Linked DNA regions of Homo sapiens: region 1 is linked to region 2. A link is a loop called in an ENCODE intact Hi-C map of the cell type or tissue named here. Cell type or tissue: PC-9. All regions are shown on one strand. Links, peaks and the distances in the headings refer to the core of each region. The heading gives the core; the rest is flanking DNA. Region 1 overlaps HAPLN1 (hyaluronan and proteoglycan link protein 1). Region 2 has its middle 34 kb from the start of RPS23.

The links. A loop is a pair of places that touch in the nucleus more often than their neighbours do. Peaks named below come from ENCODE experiments on the same cell type or tissue, not always from the same donor. Only the 100,000 strongest peaks of a DNase experiment are listed, where the experiment ranks them.
Region 1: a loop joins it to region 2, with 11 times the contacts of the local background. A loop is called at or near these places in 3 of 110 quality-filtered maps.

The regions. Positions count from the first base shown.
Region 1 is chr5:83,707,961-83,716,547 of GRCh38, forward strand. All of the region lies in intron 1 of HAPLN1 (hyaluronan and proteoglycan link protein 1), which reads right to left. Among named protein-coding and RNA genes, the nearest start is that of HAPLN1, 8.6 kb to the right of the region's middle. In PC-9, for the core only: CTCF peaks have their summits at 4,232 (motif pointing right) and 4,431; a DNase peak (open chromatin) is centred at 4,221.
Region 2 is chr5:82,308,151-82,316,737 of GRCh38, forward strand. It overlaps the pseudogene ATP6AP1L. Among named protein-coding and RNA genes, the nearest start is that of RPS23, 34 kb to the left of the region's middle. In PC-9, for the core only: a CTCF peak has its summit at 4,384 (motif pointing right); a DNase peak (open chromatin) is centred at 5,101; H3K27ac peaks cover 440 bases.

The DNA of each region.
Region 1 (8,587 bases), core at 93-8,092, 1.4 Mb after region 2:
AAAGCTCAATATCACTGGTCATTACAGAAATGCAAATCAAAACTACAATGAGACACCATCTCACACAGTCAGAATGGCTATAATTAAGAAGTCAGAAAATAACAGATGCTGGTGTGGTTGTGGAGGAAAGCGAACACTTATACATTGTTGGAGGGAATGTAAGTTAGTTCAAACATTGCGGAAAGCAGTATGGTGACTCCTCAGAGAGCTAAAGCAGAACTACCATTCCACCCAGCAATCCCAGTACTGGGGATATACTCAGAGGAATATAAATCATTCTACCATAAAGATACCTGCACACGTATATTCATTGCAGCTCTATTGACAATAGCAAAGACATGAAATCAACCTAAATGCCCATTAATGACAGACTAAATAAAGAAAATGGGATACATATACACCATGGAATACTATGCAGCCATAAAAAAGAACAAGATAATGTCTTCTGTGGGAATATGGATGGAGGTGGAGGCCATTATCCTTAGCAAACTAACACAGGAAAAGAAAACCAAATACTATATGTTCTCACTTATAAGTAGGAGCTAAATGATGAGAACTCATGAACTATAAGAAGGGAACAATAGACAATGGGGTCTGTTGAGGGTGGAGGTTGGGAAGAGGGAAAAGAGCAGAAAAAGTAACTATTAGGTACTAGACTTAGTATGTGGATGATGAAATAATCTGTACAACTAACCCCCATGACACCAGTACCTATATCACAAACTTTTACATGTATCCACTAAACTAAAAGTTAAAAAAAAGGATTCTAAATTAGAATAAGTATTTTACTTACATAGTAGATACTCTTCCTTCTGCTACATTAAAAATATTTACACTTTGAAACAGCAGGAGGAGTATGAAAACATTTCTATAAAACATCTAAAAATTATCAGTTTATCTTTTGTCTTTTCTTTTCTTTTCTTTTTTTCTGTTTTTTTGAGACACAGTCTCTGTCACCCAGGCTGGAGTGCAGCGGCGTGATCTCAGCTCACTACAACCTTCCCTCCAAGGTTCAAGCTGTTTTCCTGCCTCAGTCTCCCGAGTAGCTGGGACTACAGGCATGTGCCACCATGCCCTGATAATTTTTTTTGTATTTTTAGCAAAGACGGGTTTTCACCATGTTGGTCAGGCTGGTCTTGAACTCCAGACCTCCCAAAGTGCTGGGATTACAGGCGTGAGCCACCGTGCTCAGCCCAGTTTATCTTTCTAGCCATGTATTTCTCTAAACTCACAGAGATATCTGGAATTCAACTAACTAAATGTGTAAGTAGTGTGCTTGTATTTTTCTGTATTGCCTATTTTCATATTGGGCAAATGTTCTTTTTACACAGTAAATAAAAGGCAAAATGCTCTCCTAAAAATAATCTAATTTCTTAAGCATATTAATCACATAAAGCCTATGTCTGAAAAGCCTAATATTTACATCTCCTATTGGTCTATTTCTATTTTCTGTTTTACTATCTTGGCTTTTTCGGTCATTGAATCCTGTCAGCTAGTATATTGGGTAATTTTATTTAATTAATTTATTTATTTTACAAAATTTCCATTTTTATTTTAGATTCAGGGAGTGCATGTGCTGGTTTGTTGCAAGGGTATGCTGCATGATGCTGAGGTTTGGGCTTCTATTGATCCCATCACCCAGAGAGTGAACATACTGTATTGGGTAAGTTTAGATGAGGCTGCTTTCCAGCTAAGAGCTCAAGCCAGGTCACTAAGAACCTTGCAAATCACTTAAAATAATTTGGACCTAATTGTCACAGCAATGAAAAGACATTGAAGCACTTTAAGTGGGGAGATATTTTCATATTTACACTTTAGAACAGTGACTCTAGCTTCAGTGTGAGGGAATAAATTAGAAAGTAACAAGATGGGAGACATAGAGACTGATGGGTGAGGTTTGCAGGAATTCAGTAAGAGAGGATGATAAGGAAGGTCAGGATTTATGCTAATGGAGAGAGATATTTATGAGACAGAATCCATAGGATGACTCCTATGTTCCTGTTTTTGAAAACGGAGTGGAGAGAAAATGGTGCTATTTACTAAACTAGATAAAATTGGGGTGGTTCAAATTCAGAAGAAAGAAAAAGACTTCATTATGGACTTGTGGAATTTGACAGGTTTGTGAGATGTGCTAGTGCAGGTGGTTTAGACACTCACTGGATAGATCTAAAGATGTGGGAGTCGCCAGCACATAGCTGAGTGCAGTGTGATGCATGGACGTAGATGGAAGTGCACAGGGAGAATATGTAGGGTGGGGACAAGCATCTTGGGCAGAAGCCATTGAAATACAAACAGCCAAGAGGCCGGTAGACTTCTCTTTAGAAGCCTGAAATGGAGACTGAGATAGATTAACCATAGAAGCCTGAAATCTAGGAAAGAATGACGCCACAAAGCCCAAGGTAGAGATTGTTGTGAAGGGAACATGGTCACCAGTATTAAAATGCCACAAAAAAAGCACTGAAAAAAAGTAATTGTTGACCTTGCTGAGGAGCATTTCAATGGAGTAGCTGTGGGAGAAAGCTCATTACAGTAAGTTGAGGAGAGGATGGGGGTGAGGGGATAGACAGTGAACATAGGTAGTTCAGGAAAAAAAAAAGTGGCTCTCATGAAAAGGAGAAAGATTGACAGAAGGTATGTGACATTAGAAAAGGTTTATGTTTTTAAGATAAAGAAGATTTGACTGTGATGAAATGCCAATAAGAAAAATAGGCTGAGGGCGGTGCCTCATGTCTGTAATCCCAGCATTTTGGGAAGCAGAGGCGGGTGGATGACCCAAGGTCAGGATTTCGAGACCAGCCTGACCAACATGGCAAAACCCCGTCTCTACTAAAAATACAAAAATTAGCCAGGTGTGGTGGCAGGCGCCTGTAGTCCCAGCTACTCTGGAGGGTGAGACAGGAAAACTGCTCGAGCCCACGAGGCAGAGGTTTCAATGAGCTGTGATCACGCCATGGCACTCCAGCCTGGGCGACAGAGAGAGATTCCGTCTCAAAAAAGAAAAAAAAAGAAAAATAACCAGAGTGGGAGAGGTTGATAATACAAGAGAGAATAGATCTAATAAATAGAGATTTATCCAAGAAAACTGGAGGAAATGAGATCCAGAGCTCGGGGGCAACATCCACACTGGGCTCTTCGAGGTAAAGGAGATTTAAAAAAATATTATTCTACAAAAAGGAAAAAAGAGATAATGCATTGGGGGTACAGACCAGAGGCTAGTTTTAGGCAAGACAGTGAGAGGGTGGCTTCTATTTTCCATGTGAATTAGAGAGGCTTGCACATCTGCTACAGGGCTCAAGAAACAATGGACTTTTAAGAAATATGGTAGAACTGCCATAAAGCATGAAAGATACAGCTGACATCAAATACCATAAAGTTCTAAAGTTGTCCCATTCTGCAGGGTGATATTTACTTTTCTTAGCAGTTCCCAGAAAATTGGAGCAAGTGTGGAGGACGGGGGCAGTTAGATTCATCATGAAAAAAGATTTTGTTTTTTGGATCCCTTTGCAAACAACAGAACAAGGACATGGAGAACGCTGGCAAGCATGATGGACAAGAAAGAAAGAAGTGAAGATGAAAGGGAATGAATAGGTAGGAGGAATGAAGAAAATCTGAGATAAAGATTCCAGTTCACTGCCCTGGACCCGTAGTTGAGAACAACAAATTTTCTAGTTTGGGTGATTGGTACTATAATTATTTTTAAATTATATGTAAGTGACCAGTTTCCTTGGGATGGTCTTTGTTTATGCCTTTTTTGTTATCATGATTAGTAAGCCATCCCCTTTGACTCTTAAAAGTGTTCTGGTTTGACTAACACATTTTATTGTCTTGATATATATAAAGAGAGATGACACGAACTAGGCTTGGTCAAAGGAAAATAATGAGCTCAATTCTGGAAATGTTAAGTTCATGAAGCTATGGGAAATTCAGATTGAAAGGTCAAGTAAACTGAACACACATACAGACACAACTAAATTTATCCATAAAACAAATTCAGACAGTACTGAATAAATTATAATTTAGTGATTGACTCAAGAATGATATACTAATTTGCAGACAGACTCAGAAAATATTTGCATTACATACTTGAAGTTACTTTCTCTGTATTAAATTATACAGCAATTTAGGTAAAGTGAAAATATTAATCATGTAAGGATGAGGAATCATGTTAACATTGACCAAATGGTCAAGCTGGACTTTTACATTGGGTAATACCTCAAAGTGTCACAAGGTGGCAGCACAAGCACAATATAACATGTAATTAACAAGGGTCAAGATCCTTTCAGGTATTCTGCAGTTAGAATTTATACCTGTTGTATATTATATATATTTTTTTCTGAATGTATGGTCCTTAATTTAAAAATGATTATTTTGTTTTATCGTTATTGCTGACTTGAAAATGGAGCACATAAAAAGTTTAATTTTCTAATATGTACATTATTTTAAAATATTTTAGCTAGAATAAAAAACATGATCATGAATATACATTGATGGCATTCTCAGGATAATTATTAGCACATAGTGTATATAATGTCATAGTTATAAATGCTCTGTAAGTTTGCATCTTGATCAGTATATTTTAGATCAAAAATTTTATTTAGATCATCTTTTTAATATATTTATCTCGCTAGTAAAATCTGTGACTTTTTTCATTGGCCTGTAGAAGGAGAGTGTTCAGAAATTTCATGAAAAAATTTTGTTGGCATATTCTAGTTACAGTAACTTTAAGTAGGGGATAGGGTTGTCAGGTTTAGTTAAAAAAATACAGAATATCCAGTTAAAATTGAACTTTAGAAAAACAAGAATTTTTTTTGGTATAAATATGTCCCATGAAATATTGGGGTAATACTTAAAGTTATTGAATGATTGAATTTTTTTTTTGTATTTTATCAAGCAGTCCTATAAGGGGAGGGAGGAGAACCTGGACAAAAAAAAAAAAAGGAAGTTGCTGAGAAGTCCAGAGAAATCCAGGATTATGGACTACAAATCTGACCTAAGATTTAGAAGCCTTCAGAATCAAGGAATTAGAAAACGAATTATAAATAGACTTGAATTAGTCTGCATTCTGTGGCAAACTCATTTATATGGTAAGCTAAACAACATGGGCTATGGTTAATCAAGTACTCTGGTGAATTACCATCTACACCACACATTGATTACTGATTTTTAAACAACAAAATGCAGCAACATATATTTAAAGTTAGTTCGGTATTGGACAAAATGTAATAAACAACTATAATCTAGACATTTTGGGGTCTTACTCAGGGTTATCATTATGAAAATCTGTCATTAGAGCTTCAAGGCACGGAAATACCATTTTAATTTCCTTTAATTCAACAAACATGTCTGGCACCTTCTATATGCAGAGGACTGACTAGGACTGTGAGATGTAAGGATTAATAAACATTGCTGTTATCCAACTGAGTGGATATTTATAGTTAATAAAATAAAAAGTTAAATTCATGCATTAATCATGTCAAAACTCATTCTTACTAATTCTTCCCTGGGTTTCAGTTCTTGGTTAACTGCTTCTCCCTTAGTATATCCCTGGGATGATCGATCCCTTCTCTCTTCCAGATGATTTTCAACTACCATTTTAATGCCAGAGTCTTCCAAATCTCCATTTCCAGCCATGACTTCTCCCATGTACTTAAGAAATGTGCATTCAACTCCTATGAGTTTTTGGCTGTCCTGTTGGCACTTCTTCCTAAATTAGACTAATCATTTTCTCCCAGAAACTTCTATTCTTCCTATATTCCTAATCTTAGTCAATTGCATCCCTCCTCAGGTAATCATCCATCCTTAAAACAGTCACACTATCTCAGACTTCTCGTCCACATCCAGTCAATGCATCCCATTCAGTCATGCCTACGCTGTTTTGATGACCTCTGAATGGGTTTTCCACCTCCAGTCTTGCTTTCCTTAGAGATTTACTGAGATTAACAATTAATTTTATTTACATGATTAATTTTATACTGTAGTGATTATCATTTACATCTTAAAAGAGTTTATAAATTTAACAACATTGCTGGGTAAGAAGAGACATAAGGAAACAAAAACAGAGCTGGGGAACGGTTTGGGTTTGGAGGTATTCAGACATCTGAAATATAGGCACTTGGGATAGAAAGTCAGGACACCCCCGAAGCCCCATGTTCTGCACTGTGCTGGACACCAACAGCGGCAACAGGATGTCAGGCATTCGTATCTCCAAGCCAGCTGAATAATGCAGGCTAATGACCCCTCTCCTCTAGGCTACTGGAAAGACACGAAAGGAAATCACCTCTCTAAATCAGGGTCATCAGTCCTAGAAATTTAATAGGCTGTGAGCACATCTTTATGTTGTAAGACCAGAACAATAGCTTACAAGAGCACCAAACGATGGTAGCATAATCTAATGGGGTATAATAAAAAAAACTACATAAATTAATGAAATACTTAATAAAATATGGCTATGATTATGCTAATTAAACATAAACTGAGAAGATATTTAAACAAATGACTCTGATTCATGTCACTTTTATAAAGCCAAAGCAGATTTTCACTGTTTTCTTTTTTTTCATAGTTTTCCAGAAGCTATGATCAGCATCAACACTGAAATGTCTCTGAAACCAATTTTACTGTACTTACATACCTGAGAAAATATTTTTAAAAGATGTTGGCTTTGACCCGTATTTTCAACATGATGGCTGATTCCTGTGCTTCTCCTATGCATATTCCTTTTTCATCTCCACGACTTTGAGGAATTCTTGGACCAAGTATGTGGATTCTCACTGCTCCCTCCCACTAAACCTGGATATTTGGGGTGGCATAAGGGCTCGAAACTGTAGAACTTAAGAAGCTATGGATGCGCTACCTGTCCAGGGGCCACAGTTGAAGCACTGTCATGAAGGGCTGAGGGGATCAAGAGCAGAGATTAAGGCAAAGTGAACAGGAATGTTAAAACAGGATGGATGTTGGATGCCCCTTGGGGCAAAGGGAAGAGAGATCTGTCTGGCTAAAGCGCTAGGGGAGGTGGAAGAACAGGTTGATCAGGCTCAGCTGAAAGGAGCCAGTAGTTAACATGGTCCTTCACATTTCTGGAAGGAAACAGGCCTTGAGGGAATCCATCTGTTCTCACACAGGGAGTGGAGATAACTGAGAGACTGAAGACCTTGGGGGATTCAATGAGGCTTAATTACACCCTTTGGTGTAAGGATGGGAAGGCTCCCAGATGTTTAAAATTCTTTTTACAGAAAACAAAACATTTACTTTAAAGAAATAAAGGACTTAAATTGTAAATGCATGAGTGAAACTCATTCACACTTAAGTGTAATGCATGAGTGAACCTCATTCACAATTAAATGTAGTCAAGAAATCAATAAACCAGAGAACTATCAGATCCTCTGGGATGCAGGGGTAGAGAGCAGGAGTCTCGGTTTATGAGATAGAGGGGTTAGAAGGCTTGGGTAAATGCAAAGAAAGGGAGCCAGGAAATTAGGAAGGCAAATTTCACCTACTTGGCAAATTTTACTAGTGATTCATGATGCGTATCCATCTGTCTCCTCCACTGGTTTGTGAACTCCTTGAGCCAATTACTATGCAACACCTAGCGTGGTGCCTGCCTGGTGCAAATGGTAAGCACTAAATCATTCTTGCTTAATCTGAACTTTAGTTTCATACTGGTGGACAACAATTCTGTGCAAATGCATTTTTGTGTTTCCTGTCCATCCAAGCAGACATATTATTGGAACCCTAGTCCTCTTGGGGTTTTGGAGTGTCAGAACTGCCTTTCCAGGCCCATCTGTGTCCACACAGCCAAGAAACAAAGCTGTTATCCACTCAGCTCAGCATTTGCACACAAGGGAAAATAATTTTTAAAAATGCATGCTCAAAATTTTCTTAATACCAAAACTATGAGGCCAGAACTTTTTGGTTATTTTTGTTACTCAAAGTACATTTCAGGACCTTGTAACATTTCGGGTTTATGACATCAGTTTTGACTTTCTGATTATTTTAGAATGGATTTTCATAGTGTAAAATGAGGGGGATCACATGGGACTAGCACAGTGCCTGGTAAATAGCCAGTGCTCAATACATTTTTGTTGAATAAACAAATGAATAAATGAATGATCAAATGAGGTGATCCTCCAAATTCAAAATAACAGAGCGAAAATGAGAAAAAAAATTCACAGAGTATGAATGAAGACAAAACCAAGGAATATCCATAAGACTTTGTGAAAGGCTTAGGGAAATCTAGACTTACCATAAACATAATTTGAATATTATTTAATTTAATTGGATATTATAGTAATTGGAATTTAGTAACCAGTAGAGTAAATTGTGTTCTTTTTGGATGTTAGATTGGGCAGAAGGGAAAATTTCTGTTGTCTTAAACAGATTGAGAACCAGCCCTTTAACTTTAGTAAGTTTTCCAAGTTATTTTTACTCTGAATTTTTCTTTTTGTTTTGTAAATAGTCTCCTGGTCTTGTAGCAATACCCTGATCTCAGGTGTCACCCCTGTTAAGCCGTAAAACAATCAGTGGAGTCTCAAAATAGTCAGCAACATTTGATACTTAAATTCTGGCTATCTCTGAGACACATAGCTAAAAA
Region 2 (8,587 bases), core at 501-8,500:
GCCAACATGATGAAACCCTGTCTTTACTAAAAATACAAAAATTAGCCAGGTGTGGTGGTGCATGCCTGTAGTCCCAGCTACACAGGAGGCTGAGGTGGGAGGATTGCTTGAGCCCGGGAGGTGGAAGTTGCAGTGAGTGGAGATTATGCCACTGCCCCTGAGCCTGTGTGACAGAACAAGACCCTGTCTCAAAAAAAAAAAAAAAAAAAAAAAAAAAAGGCAACAAATATTTTCATCATGCCCCAAAGTTACTGTGTGTTTCTTTGTAATGCGTCTTTCCAACCACTGTCACATCTCCAGATAACCACTGATCTGCTATCATTATCAATTAGTTTCCATGTTCTAGAATTTTATATAATCACATGTGTGTACTCTTTTTTAGTGTAGCCACTGTCACTTAGCTTAATGATTTTGATAATCTTCCATGTTACTGCATCTGTTAATGGTATTTCCCTTTTCATTGCTGAGTAGTAGTCCATATTATAGATGTACCACAACTTATTTATCTATTCACCTGTTGATAGAAATTTGTTTTTTCCCTCACTTTTTGCATAACTTTCCAAGTACAGTCACTATGAACATTCATGTACAAGTCTTTGTGGCAGCAGGTATCTTCATTTCTCTTAACTGTCATTCCAACTAGGAGTAGAATGCCTGGATCATATGGTATGTGTATGTTTACCTTTTTAGAAAACAGCCAAACTGTTTTTTAAAGTGGCCGCATCATTTTTCCTTTTCTCAAGCATTGTATGAGAGTTCCAGTTGCTTCACATTCTCACTAACACTTCGTATGGTCAGAGTGAGACTAGAGAAAGCATTTTTATATTTCTGCATGTTTAGGAATTTCTGAACAAATTTTTACTGGGAACTGGGTTAAAAGATAAGTGTTAGAGTTAGTGAGAGATTTACCTCTTGAAAGGAATGTGTTGTGTTCATGTATCAAGGGGTAATGAAACTCAAGGCCATAGAGACGTTCCAGGGGTTAGAAACTCAGAGAGGCTTATCTTATCCTCCCCTCGGAGATATTTATTTACATACCATGGGTATGAGACCTGCAGCCATTTGTCTCCTTATGGTGAGCGATTTGCTTCCATCCAAAGGCTAATTAAAGTCTTTCATCCAAAGACTAATCATCCCTCTTCTCTTCCTAAGGAGAATTTATTGACACTAGAGGAGCAAATGTTTCTCTCCCTCTCTTGGGAGGTGAGAAGGAAACCACGGTCTCTCTCCTATATAAGCTCCCAGATTCATAATTTTGGTGTTGCTCATCTGTATTACAAATCTCAATATGTGTAGGATGACATCTGGCTCTTCTCCTGCTGCCTGGGTGGAGGAGAATTGGATTAGAAGGGGGAACCAATATGGTTGTTCCCATGAGTAAGTCAATTCATCTGTCTTTGCTCTGGGAAATCTTATGTTTACTCTTAGGAAAACAGGAATAAATGTAGGTATTAAAAGCTTAAGAGTCAGTTTAAAAAGTGTTTTAGCCATTCTGATTCCTGTACTGTGTTATCTTTATTGTGGTTTTATTTTACATTTTCCGAATGTCTAATGGTCCTAAGCATCTTTTCATGTACTTATTGACCATTTGTATATCTTTCTTTAAAACATGCTCGAGTCTTCTGACAATTTTTATGATTTTTACATTGGGCTGTCTTTTGTTGAGTTGTTAGTGTTATTTATTGTATTCTGGATAGAGTTCTTTATGTATACGTGTTGTGAGTATTTTCTCCTGTTGCGTGGCTTGCCTTTCTTGTTTTCTTAAACAGTGTTTTTTGAAGAGTAAAAGTTCTGGATTTTAGTAAAATGCAATTTATCAGTTGTTTCTTTTATGGTTCATGCCTTTGTACTTTTTTCAGGAAACCATTGCCTACCTCAAGATTAAAAAAAAGTTCTGTACATTTTGTGTGTTAGGTGTTACGTGATCCACCTTGAGGTAACTTTTGAGTACATATGAAGTCAGGGTCATTCCTATTTTCATAGACTGCGTTGTTTCCTTTTCTTAGGTTGTCTTTGAAGCTTGGTGATGCTGGAAACCCCAGAAGTCTTGCTATAAGGTAGGTAGGACACCACTTTGGAGTATCGCAGTTTCAGCACTTCAGATTAGCTCTATAGAATTTATTCATTCCACATGTGCGAAGCAAGGGCTTGCTATATGCCCAAGCACTGTGACACATTGCATGCCACATCAACCTAATTAAACGGAAAAGTTGGTGCTGTGATATGATGGGATCCTATACTAATGCTTTCTTTCTAAAAGTTTCTACCAAAATACCCATAGTTCTTCCCTCTCCCCCACCCCCATGCCGCCTGCATTAGGGACTTAGAAAACTCCCAATCCTGAGAATGTAATATCCTTTTCTTCTGAGAAAAGAAGACAAAAGAAAAAGCTCTAAGGGCTGGGGCTCTGGTTTGAACTTATTTTCTATAGCTTCTTATAATGAATCACACTTACCATTTAACTACAGTGAAAAAGCCTCGTTACGTGTATTCCCCAGCAGACAATCAACAGAGGCCTACAGTTTTTTGGTGTTTAGGTATGAAAGGATGCATCTGTCAACAGAGACTTTAGCCAAGCAGTTAGGAACTGCTCCTGAGGTAGGGGGAGCAATTTGAAGGCTTTTTTTTTTTCTTATAAAAATACAGTGCTTCCCTTCCTATAAGACAAACTTGTTAGTGGAGATAAGTAGTTGTGTCTTTAACATTATTTGGAAAACCAGCAGGATTGTGCTAGGGCAGTCTTTCTTAAGCTTTGCTCTATGGGACACTTCTGCTCTGTAAAAATATTTATAAGATTTTATGAAAAGGGGATTCTGTGGTCAAATGTGTCTGGGAACGACTCTAAACCATGTCTTCCTCTTGGCAATTCACAGTGTAAATTTGTATGTTAAAGTTTCTGAGAAAAAATAATCTTAAGGAAGACTATTGCACTTTGTAACTTTGACTAACTCAGTGTTTCCTGTGTTTAATTTTGGAGAACCTTCTTCCTCAGAACACTTGTCTACATATCATGGGAGACTAGAGTTTCACTGATCATAATTTAGAAAATATATGTCATCATCTTTCAGAGCAACTTTACAAGTAAATAGAATCCCACAAGGTGACCAAACACACATGTCTGTTTGATCTAGAAATGGAGACTATTTTTGATCTGTAATTCCACTTTTTTCCAAAATGAAAAATAGCTTTATTATTATTATTGTTATTATTATTTATTCTGATGATAAAGGTATGTAGCAGAAACTGTCAGTACCCCGTGAATATCTACATGGTCCTTTCCATTTGAGAGCACTGTAGCCTACCTGCTGAACTTTCAACTCCCCGCCTCTCTTTGCCTAAAAGCTTTCTCTGGCCCACTGCCCCCAGTCCCTGGCCCAGCAGCCTTCAACCAATGACTGGAGGACACATACACACACCTCAGCTCCCTCCCCGTCAGGTGAGATAACTCAGCAGCATGTGCTGTGCTCTGGCTCCCAGGTTCCATCACGGCCATGAAGCCCTGCTTGTCCACATTGGAAACTGGCTTAATAATGTACCTCTTTTAGCTGCCTTCCCTTCCTCTGTCATTTCTTTTCTCTCCATTTTACGTATTTTGAATGACTAAACTCCCCTGAATATTTCTTATATTCACACCTGTGTCTTAGAGACTGCTTGCAAAGAAGCCAAATAGAGACAAGAAAAACTAATGAAAACAGAAAAATCAGAAAATATTGAGCTACAGAAAGAAGAAAATGAAAATCATCAATAATCTAAACACCATTTGTAATCACTACTAATGTTTTAATCTCTATCCTTCCAGACATTTTTTTTTAATGCAGTCACTTTTTTTTTTAAATGGAAATAAAATGATAATGACAAGTAAATTATGACTTTTTTCATGGCTGGAAAACAGTCCATTCCAAAAGAGTTAAGATTGGATTTGAAGCCCAGCTCTGACACTTACTCTCCAAGTGAGCTTATTCAAGCCCTTTGTGTCTTAGATTCCTCAGCTGTGAAGTTAGAATAAGGACATTATCTATTACATGGTGTTGAAGTGAAGATTAAACACAATACACATACATAACACAGAAGTTATTAAGAGAGCTATTACTATTATTTTAAACCACAATTTAGCAAATTCTTCATTGATGTCCATTTAAGTTTTTCTCAAATTTTTTGAATAATAAACACATAATCAAGTGTTGATTCTAAAAAAGGAAAAACAAAACAAAACAAACCCAAACTTTGTGTGTTTTTTCTTTCGTAGGAATTTGCACTGTCCACTTTGGGTGCTGCCCTGTCATTTGCTCTTTTTCCATCCATCCAGGGAAGGCTCTGCAGCAAAAGTGAAGCCTTTCCCCAAGCCCGTTCTGCCGCCTGACAAAAGAGGGCGCCATTGTACTGTTCATAGACGATGCCTTGCGTCAGTAAACGTGGGAAAAGTTCTTTAGGAGTAATGCTGTTTTTATAACCATTTTCAGATTCATCCTTACCAATTACAACAAGTTGTCCATCCAGAGTTGGTTTAGTTTGCGCCGAGTCGAGATCATTTCCAACAATTCAATCCAAGCAGTCTTTAACCCAACTGGCGTATATGCTCCCTCTGGTTACTCCTACCGCTGCCAACGCGTGGGCAGCCTGCAGCAGGACCAGGCCCTCTTGCTGCCCAGCGACACGGATGATGGGTCGAGCCTGTGGGAGGTCACTTTTATTGATTTCCAGGTAATAAACTAAAACCTATGCTCAATGCACCTGCGTTTTTGGTACCAAAAGAGCTCAGTGTTTGTTTAAAAACACCTGAAACAAACCTAGATGCTTAAGGAAAAGAGAAGTAGATGCCTTTAAAAGAATATTGGTGGTTTTTTTCCTTTGTCTTTTAAGGTATGAAGTAGAATAGGATAGAGAATTTTATCTCCCTGTGTCCCCCACCTCCTACCCAGGGCTTGCTTTTACATTCAGCTTTATCCAGCACGAATAATTATCAGTGAGGAATGCCAGCCATCTAAGCCCTAGTGAAGCTGTGGGTGAAGCCAGGGACTGACACTTCCTGGACTGAGAGGCCCTTCTGGGGAGAGGCATTGGCGGACAATTATTTTATTTCCTTCAGGGAGTGGCGCAGTGATCTTATCAGGGAAGATAAGAAGTACATCGGCAGTGTGAGTGACAGCTTTGGCAGTTAGTAGGAAGGGACTCAGCGGGGAGTCAAAAATATCCCAAAGATCTTGAAAGTATTTGGAGTAAGGAATGGGGTGTAAGAGATTCCTTTTCACCACCAGAATCTTAGGCTGAGAGACATTCTGTCAAGTTCCTCTATCCTGTTTACCTGTGAATGAAGCTTAGCTTGTTCCTACCACTCCCTGAAATAGTAGGCAGGGCTTTGCATGTACCTCTTATGGGCACATTCCAACCTTTTCCAAATATATGTGGGCATTGGCATATATGCATATTCTTCCCTTTCATCCTTCCCAAGCTTAGAGAAGTGTCGTGTGGATGAAAGGCAGTTTGGGGTAGGGAAGGAGCTCACATTTTGGAGTCAGACAGACCTGGTTTCAAATTACTGCTCAGCCACCAGGGCAAGTTACTTAACCTCTCTCAATTTCTCACCTATCTTTATTAATGTAAAGAATACGTGGCCTAAGATATGTGGAAACACTCAGGAGTGTGCCAGGCGTGGATTAACAATAATTGCTACCTGTGAGTGACCCGTGTGTGTTGGTACTGTGGTCGTTACTTTATGTGCTTTGTCTTCAGAACTTACCATAATGCTGCAAGGTGGTTTTATGAATGAGGTGACTGAATCTCCGATAATCACATAATTTTTCTAAGGAGTATAACTGGTAAACGGTAGAGGCAGAACTCAAATTCTGGACAGTTTGGTTCCAAGGATTCTTTTGTGTGTGTGTGTGTGTGTGTGTGTGTGTGTATAAAATGTTTATAAATATTATTTATATTATGTATGTGTATGTCTATACATGTGTGTATGCATGTGTGTATGTATACATATAGAGGAATGGCAGTGAGGATATAATGACAACAAGGAATATTTTACATATAATTTCGCCTATTTAGACCGGGGGAATTGATTGATTTATACCTCTACCTTGTTCCAGAAATGACTTAGTTGACTTATGGAAATACTACTTATGAAAAATTACTTTCAAAAATAGGCAAATCACTTCACATCCATTAGGATGGCTATTATAAACAACAACAAGCAAACAGAAAATAACAAGTGTTGGCAAGGACAGGGAGAAGTTGGAACTCTTGTGCATTGCTGTTGGGAATGTAAAATGGTGTGGATGCTGCGGCAAATAGTATGGAGTTTCCTCAAGAAGTTAAACATACAATTATCAAGGGATCCAGCAACTCTGCTTCTGGCTATATACCCCAAATAATTGAAAACAGGGACTTGAACAGCTTTCACCTGTGTTTATACCTACGTTCATGGCAGCATTATTCACAATAACCAAAAGGTGCAAGCAACCCAAATGTCTATCAATGGATGAATGGATCAACAAATCTAGTGTATATGTACAATGGAATATTATTCAGCATTAAAAATGAAGAAAATTTGGGGATTGGGCGTGGTGGCTCATGCCTTTAAGCCCAGCACTTAGGGAGGCTGAGGCAGGAGGATCACTCTTGAGCCCAGGAGTTTGAGACCAGCCTAGGCAACATAGTGAGACCCCCATCTCTACAAACAATTTTTAAAAAAGAAATTAGCTGGGGTCGTAGTGGTGTCACCTGTAGTCCCAGCTACTTGGGAGGCTGAGGTGGGAGGATTGCTTGAGCCCAGGAGGTCGAGGCTTCAGTGAGCCAAGACTGTACCACTGCACTCCAGCCTGAGTGACAGATGTCTCAAAAAAAATTAAATTTAAAAAGAGGAAGGAAATTTGGATACATGCTACAACATGAATGAATGTTGAAGACATAATGCTAAGTGGAATAAGCCAGCCACAACAGGACAAATATTGCATCATTTCACTTATATGAGGTACTTACAGTTGTCAAACCCCGAGATGGAAAGGTAGAATAGTAGTTACCAGGGACTGAAGGGAGGAGGGAATGGGCAGTTAGTGTTTAATGGGAGTAATGTTTCAGTATTGCAAGATGTGAAAGCATTCTGGAGATGGATGGCGGCAATGGTTGCACAACAATGTGAATGTACTTAATATCCCTGAACTGTATACACTTAAAATGGTTAGATGATAAATTTTATATCATATATGTTTTATAATAAAAAAACAAAAAATTTAGCAAAGACTTGGGGGTAGAGAAACACAAAGGAAGAAAATGTCAGTTAGAGCCACCAGTGAGGTTAATATACAAAACCACGAGACCATCTGTCTGCACTGGCTGGAGGCGGCACAAGAATTTGGCTCTGAAGTTCTGGAGCAGCCAGTATGAGAAACACTCAGTTACATGTTCACAGGCTCCCTAAGACTACTGCCAATGTGCTTGGGATAAGCACATTCATCCCTGGTGGTGTGAGATGTATACATCCTCATCAGCATTCTTATTATAAACACAGCTTTCAGGGGGACAGATGGGCCTTGTTGAAACCCCCTTCATGTGAAGAGATGGCAGAACACAAGCTCAGTCCAGGGGAGAGGAGGTGATGGTGATGGTGGCTGAGGTATGTGTACAAAAGGCTGCTGTCCACATACACAGCTCTGCTGGCCTGGCTTATGGTGGGAATAGAGCATAGAGCAATGTGGCCGGTGCGGCAAACTCGAGTACTTGGGTAACTGGTGAGTTGGGCTGGGACCATGGCAAAGGGTAGCCTTCATCACAATGAGCATTTTACAAATTCAACTGCAGCTGATTTTTGCTTTGTAGGAATGCAGGGCTGGTGTTGCTGGATCTTTTCAATAGAAGCTAGAATGGTAGATTCTCACAGGAAATTTTCAGGATATTCCGAGTACTGGGTCAAACAAAACACACCTGTGGGCTAGAAACAGCATGTCTGTATAACCTCTAGTCCAGGAAATGGGTGGACAATGTATCCTTCAGGCATTCTCCACACTTACTGTTCTCAAACAAGTCTTGTTAAGAATTAAGTGGCAGTTGGCTGGGCGTGGTGGCTCACGCCTGTAATCCCAGCACTTTAGGAGGCCGAGATGGGTGGATCACCTGAGGTCAGGAGTTTGAGACTAGCCTGGCCAACATGGTGAAACCCTGTCTCTACTAAAAATACAAAAATTAGCAGGGCATGGTGGCAAGTGCCTGTAATCCCAGCTACTTGGGAGGCTGAGGCAGGAGAATCGCTTGAACCCTGGAGGTCGAGGTTGCAGTGAGCTGAAATCCTGTCATTGCACTCCAGCCTGGGCGACAAGAGCAAAACTCCATCTCAAGAAAGAAAAAAAAAAAAAAGAATTAAGTGTCAGTCAACCTCAGGACGTTCTCCTTGGCTGGAGTTGCAGAATCAAGTGAGGTCCTCTTTTGTCATGGAGGAGCTCGACTCTTCAGGCACCAGTCTCAAGAGAAGGTCACTTTGTCTCTTTATAGGAGGTGTGGGGCAGGGATCCCCGAAGCCAGGACAAGAGTCTCCTTCAGGATCTGCTTTGGGTTCAATCGAGTTGGGCGAGCAAGGCCCCTTGTGTCTATG